Linked DNA regions of Mus musculus: region 2 is linked to region 1. Evidence: chromatin contacts called from ENCODE Hi-C or POLR2A ChIA-PET data. All regions are on one chromosome and are shown on one strand. The core of a region is the stretch at or near the end of the contact, and the rest is flanking DNA. Distances in the headings are between cores, read along the strand shown.

The links. A loop is a pair of places that touch in the nucleus more often than their neighbours do. ChIA-PET counts read pairs that join two places held with the same protein, here RNA polymerase II (POLR2A).
Region 2: a map of T-helper 17 cell shows a loop between it and region 1 (2.1-fold over the local background). The contact joins the promoter of Rac1 here to the promoter of 0610040B10Rik in region 1. A Hi-C loop is called at or near these places in 1 of 37 maps with a recorded cell type or tissue (T-helper 17 cell). POLR2A ChIA-PET finds 5 or more read pairs at or near these places in 1 of 5 experiments (Patski).

What each region holds. Positions count from the first base shown.
Region 1 is chr5:143,327,762-143,330,788 of GRCm38, reverse strand. 0610040B10Rik (RIKEN cDNA 0610040B10 gene) reads right to left here and starts at 1,481. Exons shown (of 2, transcript NR_027874.1): 1 at 1,436-1,481. Zdhhc4 (zinc finger, DHHC domain containing 4) reads left to right here and starts at 1,551. Exons shown (of 8, transcript NM_028379.5): 1 at 1,551-1,623; 2 at 2,219-2,398.
Region 2 is chr5:143,526,348-143,529,768 of GRCm38, reverse strand. It overlaps Rac1 (Rac family small GTPase 1), which reads left to right and starts at 1,776. Exons shown (of 6, transcript NM_009007.2): 1 at 1,776-2,006. The coding sequence starts at 1,972.

The DNA of each region.
Region 1 (3,027 bases), core at 232-2,731:
CACTCTGCTCCCAACATTGCAAAGGCCTTGGATACAATACATTCAGAAAGGTAGTTGTTTTCTTTCTTTTCTTTTTTTTTTTTTTCTAAAAGGAAAAAGAAATGAGAAGCTGGGGTAGGAAGCAAAGCAAACAGGAGAGGGGAGCTTTGAGGCTAATGCTTAGAGATCAGACATTTTTTTCCTCAAAGGGAACCTGTTTTTCAGAGGCGTCAAGAATAGTTCTCGGAGGACCTGGGGGGCACTCAGACAAAGCAGCACCCCCATCCCCTCCAGGAACCTTCTCAGTGCTATGTTTAGCAGCAGCTCCTCTCAAGCCAAGCCTGCCCATTATCAAAACAGCCTTTTTATCCTCAGGGATAAAACACTAGTCACTGCTCCCCACAGGGAGGACGTTAAAGCTGTGCACAGAGATGGCAGGAGTAGGGGCATGCGGTCAGCAGAACCTGACTCACAGGGGGACATACTGTGACCCCTGCAGTGGAACATGCTGGGACTGTTGGGACAGGGCCCAGTGGTGTGTCTGCCAGGAAGACACAGGTGTCCCTGTCTAGGTACCTGCTGGGTGGTCAAGGGTTACTGCTGAGTTCCCGCCAGGACATGCAAAGGCTCGGCACAGTCCAGCAGTTCTCCTGCACCGACCCAAGACAGCCTTCATATTCTGTCAAAAGTGCTCGAAAATTCCAGTTCCTGTGTTAGGTGTGCCTGCCATCCCAACCAAAGTTAGGCTGAGACAGGAGGTTCAAAAGCCCAAGGCCAGCCTGGTATAATTTGGTGGGACTTTAATTTTGTTTGCTCATTTGTTTTGTTTTGTTTTAGAAAAGGTCTAGCTATGTAGCCCTGCCTGTCCCGGAACTCATGTAAACAAGGCTGACCTCTGACTCAGAGAGACCTGCCTCTGTTTCCTTAGGGCGGTGAATAAAGTCATGGGCCACTATGCCTAGCTGAGATCATATTTTGGAAAGAAATTCTTAAAAAGAAAATAGCTAGGGCTGGAGAGATGGCTCAGCGGTTAAGAGCACTGACTGCTCTTCCAGAGGTCCTGAGTTCAAATCCCCCCAACCATATGGTGGCTCACAACCATCTGTAATGGGATTTGATGCCCTCTTCTGGTGTGTCTGGAGACAGCGACATTGGACTCACATAAAATAAATAAAACAAATCTTTTTTTTTTTTTAAAGAAGAAAAAGAAAATAGCTTTTTAAATCTACGCACATACAAGAAATCAGAATTACACTCAGCGGATCACAACAAGCAAACACACCCACAAGAATCAAATCAAGGCCACGAAAATGGGACGGGGTTGGGAGAACGAAGGACTCGTACATAGGCAGTAAATTGTCAAGTAATAATAAAAGTGCGAAGGAAGAGAGAGCAGAGGACGAGGGAGGGAGAAAGACAAACGTTAAGAGAAAAAGAAAAGAGAAAGAAAACCTACGACGGTACGAAAACACAATCGGCTCGCAGAACCAGAGGCCAAAGACAATAATTTCCGGCCTCCCGCTACTTTTTCCGTCGGAAGTCGCCTCCGTCGCGGGCACTGATGACGCCATGGACGCGCCGGAAGTCTTGGGGAGCGCTCCGCTGGGGTCCGCCGGCAGCGGCGGACGGTTGGCCCGGTTTGGGGTAAGGCGGCTCCGGAAGGCTCTGTGACACCCCGGCTGGGCGGCGGCCGTCGGGACCCCGTGTTTGAGTGAGAGCACAGTCCTCTCCGAGCCCCCTGCATCCCGCTCGCTGTGTCCCCTCCTCTTCCAGTCGTTGTCCGGGCTCCGGACGTAGTTGCCGTCTCCCAGCCTGCTTCCGAGCCTCCCTTGTCTCCTCTGAGCCTGATGCGTCCGGGATCTGGTTGTGGGATGGGCTCCATTCACCACTGCCCTTCCCTGGTTCCCCGCAGCTGCAGATTCTGTGACCTCAAGCATGCAAGGGCCTTGAATAATGTACCCGGAAAGTGTCCAGCAAAGGGAAACGACTGGGGCCCTACCCCATGTGGACAACCTCACCATGCGTCTGGACCCCGGTGTGGGCGCCTCAGTGATAGGCGTAGTGACAGTGACAGTGACAGCTAGAGGGATGATAGACCCCCAAACTAGTGGACTTTGAAGTTTTCTTCCCAGGTCAGCAGCGGTACAGCATCCTCTACTTCTGAATGCCTTTCACAGTGCACTCTGCCATGGAGACTTATTCAGCAGTATGTAAGTGTTGCGTTTGATTGTCTCCGCAGCCGGTTCCAGCCTCCTGGAACAACCATGTCGCCAGTTTTGCGCGTGCCAAATTCACGGCGCTGCCCAAGCGGAGCTGCTATCTGAATTCTCCTTGGATGTGGCAAAGGGAAATGAACGCAAAAGGTGCCGCTGGAAGTGTCCGACCTAGAGAAATATGTAGACCGGAGCCCTGTTACCTTGTGAGAATGGCATTTTTTTGTTTGTTTCCTTTTTGTTAATAGTTTCTGTTTTGATTCTCTGCGTTGGAATTTTGGTCCAGAATCCTGCCTCGTAAAGCCAATGTCAGTGTTCCCAGTTTCTTAACACGGGCTTTTTATATTTCATCATTCTGGTCTGGAGGGTGATGGGTGACATCATGACCACTGACCTGTTAAATATGCCCAAGTTTGGGTGTGGGACCCTGACTACCTCTAGGAGTTGCTCATTCTGATGAGGTCGGCGCAGGTTCTTTTGCAGGACTTTATCAGTATCCATGTGAATATTTAAAGATGTAAAAGGGTGTATTGCTGGGTGTGGTGGTGCACTTCTGGAATCCCAACCCTTTGAAAGCTGAGACAGGAGAATTCTGAGTTCCAAACTAGCCTGGCCTGCATAGTCAGATCCTGTCTCAAAAAACAAGGGGTTGGTGGGCTGGGAGCTCGCTCGGTGAGTGAGGGTGCTTGCTGTGCAAGCACAAAGTCCTGAGCTTGGATCCCCAGCACCAACGTGAGTGTGCTTTAATGCATGTCAGCCTCGCCACAAAACGTTGAGCTCCAGGTCCGAGCTACAGATCCCAGAGGCTCTCAGTCTTCCTAATGCTGTGACCTCT
Region 2 (3,421 bases), core at 527-3,026, 200 kb before region 1:
CAGAAGGGTCTTATGTGTTCACATGGTTCTGAAGTTTTACAAGTTTGTACAGTGCAGTGGGGCAGATTTCCTTCCCTGTGGGCATTATCTATCTGTAAATGGTTTATCCTCCAGGTCTGGGAAATTCTCGTGGAATAGTTCCACAGATGCTTCCCTTAAATTTTTTGTTTTGTTTCTATTTTTTGTTTGTTTGTTTTATTTTTTTACTGTTAGGATATTAGGATGGCTGGAATTCCTGGTCTGGTTTCTTTTCTTTAAAAAAATATTTTAGATTTTGTGTCTGTGCTCACGTGCACACACGTGAATGAATGCAGGTGTCTCAGGGGGCCAAAGGTGTTGGATCGCTCTGGAGCTGGAATTACAGGTGGCTGTAAGCCATGTGATTCAGGTGCTGGGAACCTAACTCCAGTCTACTGGAAGAGCAGCTTGGCCTCTTAAGCTCCAGGAGGAGGGAACTTGCCAGGCAAGTGTGAGGAACAGAGCTCCAATCCAGAAACTAGTATACTAGGAGGGTACGGTGACTCACCTGTAACTCCGGAAGATAAAGATGGGATCTCCAGGGCAAGCTGGTTGGCTAGATTAACTGGAATTGGCCAGTTTTGTGTTCAATGAGAGATCTTACTTCAATATATATAAGGTGAACAGCAACTGAATACACCCAGTGTCAACCTTGGTCTTCTATACACATGTGCACCACACATGTGCCCACACATGAAAACATGCACACACACACACACCACAGATAACCAAAAATATCTTTAATGTTCTTGTCTTCTAATAGGCTACCTTATTTGTGAATGAATTATATGCTTACCCTATCATATCAGCAATCTTTAAAAGAATTCTTCTGACCTTTATCCTTCTGTTTATTATTTTAATGGTATGTATGTTTTTTTTTCCTTATATTTTTGTTTATTTAGTGCTCCCTCCCCACCCCCCACCCCTATTGAGAAAGTCTCATGGTAGGTCAGGTTAACGCTGGACGCTACATAGCCAGAGGTCAAACTTCAGATGTTTCTGCTACCTCCAGTCCAGAGCTGGGATTCCAGGTATGCACTACCTGATATATACCACATCTGTTTCATACCGTCGTGAGGTTCAATCCTAGGGTTTCATATCTGTATCTGCTCGGGGAAGCACTCTACCAATTGAGTTGCATATCCAGAGGTTGGACTTGAGGTTGATCCCCAGGATTCTACTGCTTCCGCCCACCAAGTGCTGGGATTACAGGTGAGCCACCAGGGCAGGCTGTGATGTGCTAGGGATGGAGCCCCAGGCTGTACATGCCGGCAAACATTCTGACTTGGCTACATCCCTAGCAGTTTCTTTTTTGAGACTGGATCTCACTGTGGCACGAGCTATACAGAATTTTCTAGCAGGATCTTACGCTACAGCATACTGTAGTTATCACATAACAAGGGGGCTCAGGAATCTCTCCATGGAGTTGGCACAAGTAGGTTGCGAGCGAACGGGACCCTACCACTGACCCGAACCCGTAACCCCAGGATTCAGAGGGCTTCCTAAACCTGGTCACAACCGGGACGCTTTAGCGTGCCAAGATGGCGGCCGCCCCGCCCCGCGGCCGCCGAGCCCGTTCTCCGGCTGGAGCCGACTGTTGCCGAGCTTTCCCGAAAGCCCGTGGAAGCCAGGAACGGCGCGGGCGGGCGCGCGGGCGGGCGGGAGCGGCCCCGCCCGGAGCCTGGGAGCTGCGTCGACGGCACCGAGGGGGAGGGGAGGCCGGATGTGAGTGGAGCGGCCATTTCCTGTTTCTCTGCAGTTTTCCCCAGCTTTGGGTGGTGGCTGCTGCTGCGCTTCGCCTTCCCGTGCGCTGAGGGCCCGGCGGCGTGGACAGCAGTCCCGGCACTCGGCGCCCCGCCGCCCGCAGCCTCGCCCAGCGCTTCCCGAGCCCGCCGCTTCGCGCCTCAGCCACCGGCCGCCGCCGCCGCCGCCGCGGCCCACCGAGCGGCCCAGATGCAGGCCATCAAGTGTGTGGTGGTGGGAGACGGGTGAGTGCACGGCCGCGCCTGGCGCTCCGGACCCGGTGCCGCGCGCAGCGCCATCGGGGGCCCCCGCAGGCCCGAAAAGCCTCGAGCTGGCGTAGAGCGCGCGCCCGGCCTTCTGGGGGGCGCGAGCCTCCCACCCTCCCGGGCCTGGTTCCGGATTCTGGTTGGGGGAGGGCCTGGGCGAGCCGGCCGGAGGGAAAAGTGAACTCCACCCTCCTGCCTTCTTCCCGGGCCGGACGCCGCCCGTCGCCCTACTCGACTTGGCACGTAGGCGAGGCTGGTTTGAAGAATTTTTCTTGAAACATTTTTAAAAAAAATTTTTGTCTTTTGAGAAAGGGACGTATAGTTTCTTCATTTACTCAGGGTACCCCCTCGCACCCCCCCCCCCGAGAACTGGGATAGGTAACGGCCTCCAAGTCGGCCGGCCCTGGTCGATGCATGTTTGCACCAGTCACTTGGGTGACCTGGAACTTGGGAAAGGGCTCGGTTGCTTCGACTTGACAGGGTGTTTATAAAAATATTCATTTTCACACTTACGCCGAGAAAGTTACTGGGATGCTAGCTGAAGGAGTGTGATGAAGACTGTCCATTGAACGAAGTGTGGTTATTAAAAACAAACAAACCTTCTCTGAAGGCATTAGATATGGATGTAGCAGATCCAGCTCCCTGTGACTCGAGGCAATTCTTTTCGTGATTGACCGTGATGGTTTCAGGCCCTTGAGGGAGACAAGACTGGTCTTATGCAGTCCGTCCCGTTCCCCCCACCCCTTCGGTAGAAACAAGAATCTCAGTGTAATCGGAGCAAAATCGCGCGTCTCAGCGTAGCTTGTGTAGGTTCGTGTTAACGAGGAAGCTTGGAGATTTACCACCCGTTTCCTCAAACGCAGAGTGCAACTGGTCCACTTTCTAGTTCAGTCGAGTACGTTGCCAAACTTGCTTAATGCCTTCCACACTTGCAGTGAGCACTCGCCGCCCATGGGTTTATGAGCCCGTGGATTTATGAGCGATTGTTCAGCGTATTTACAGAACTCTACATTAGACTTTGGGATCGTCCCTGTAACTAAGTCAGCCAGACGGTCAGAGAACTTTATTTTTCTGCTAACATGTCTGTCTGTGGGATTTGTCTCGGAGACAGGAAGTCTCATGGATACGGTTCAATGTATTTAACGACACACTGGAATTTCATTGAGTAGGAATGTCAATGGTGCTTTCCTTTCACCTCCTAAAAGAAAGCTTTGTCACTTGGGGCACTTAGTTTGATAGTGAAGATGTTGTATTGTGGGGCCGGGGTCTTTTTGTGTAAATCCTAGTTTCTGACTGCCTTGGTCCCAACTCCATGATTCTCCTGTTAGGAGGACATGGACATAGGCGTTGGGCTTACAGGTATGAGCCACAGGTCTGCTTTAAGTGAAGGCAAG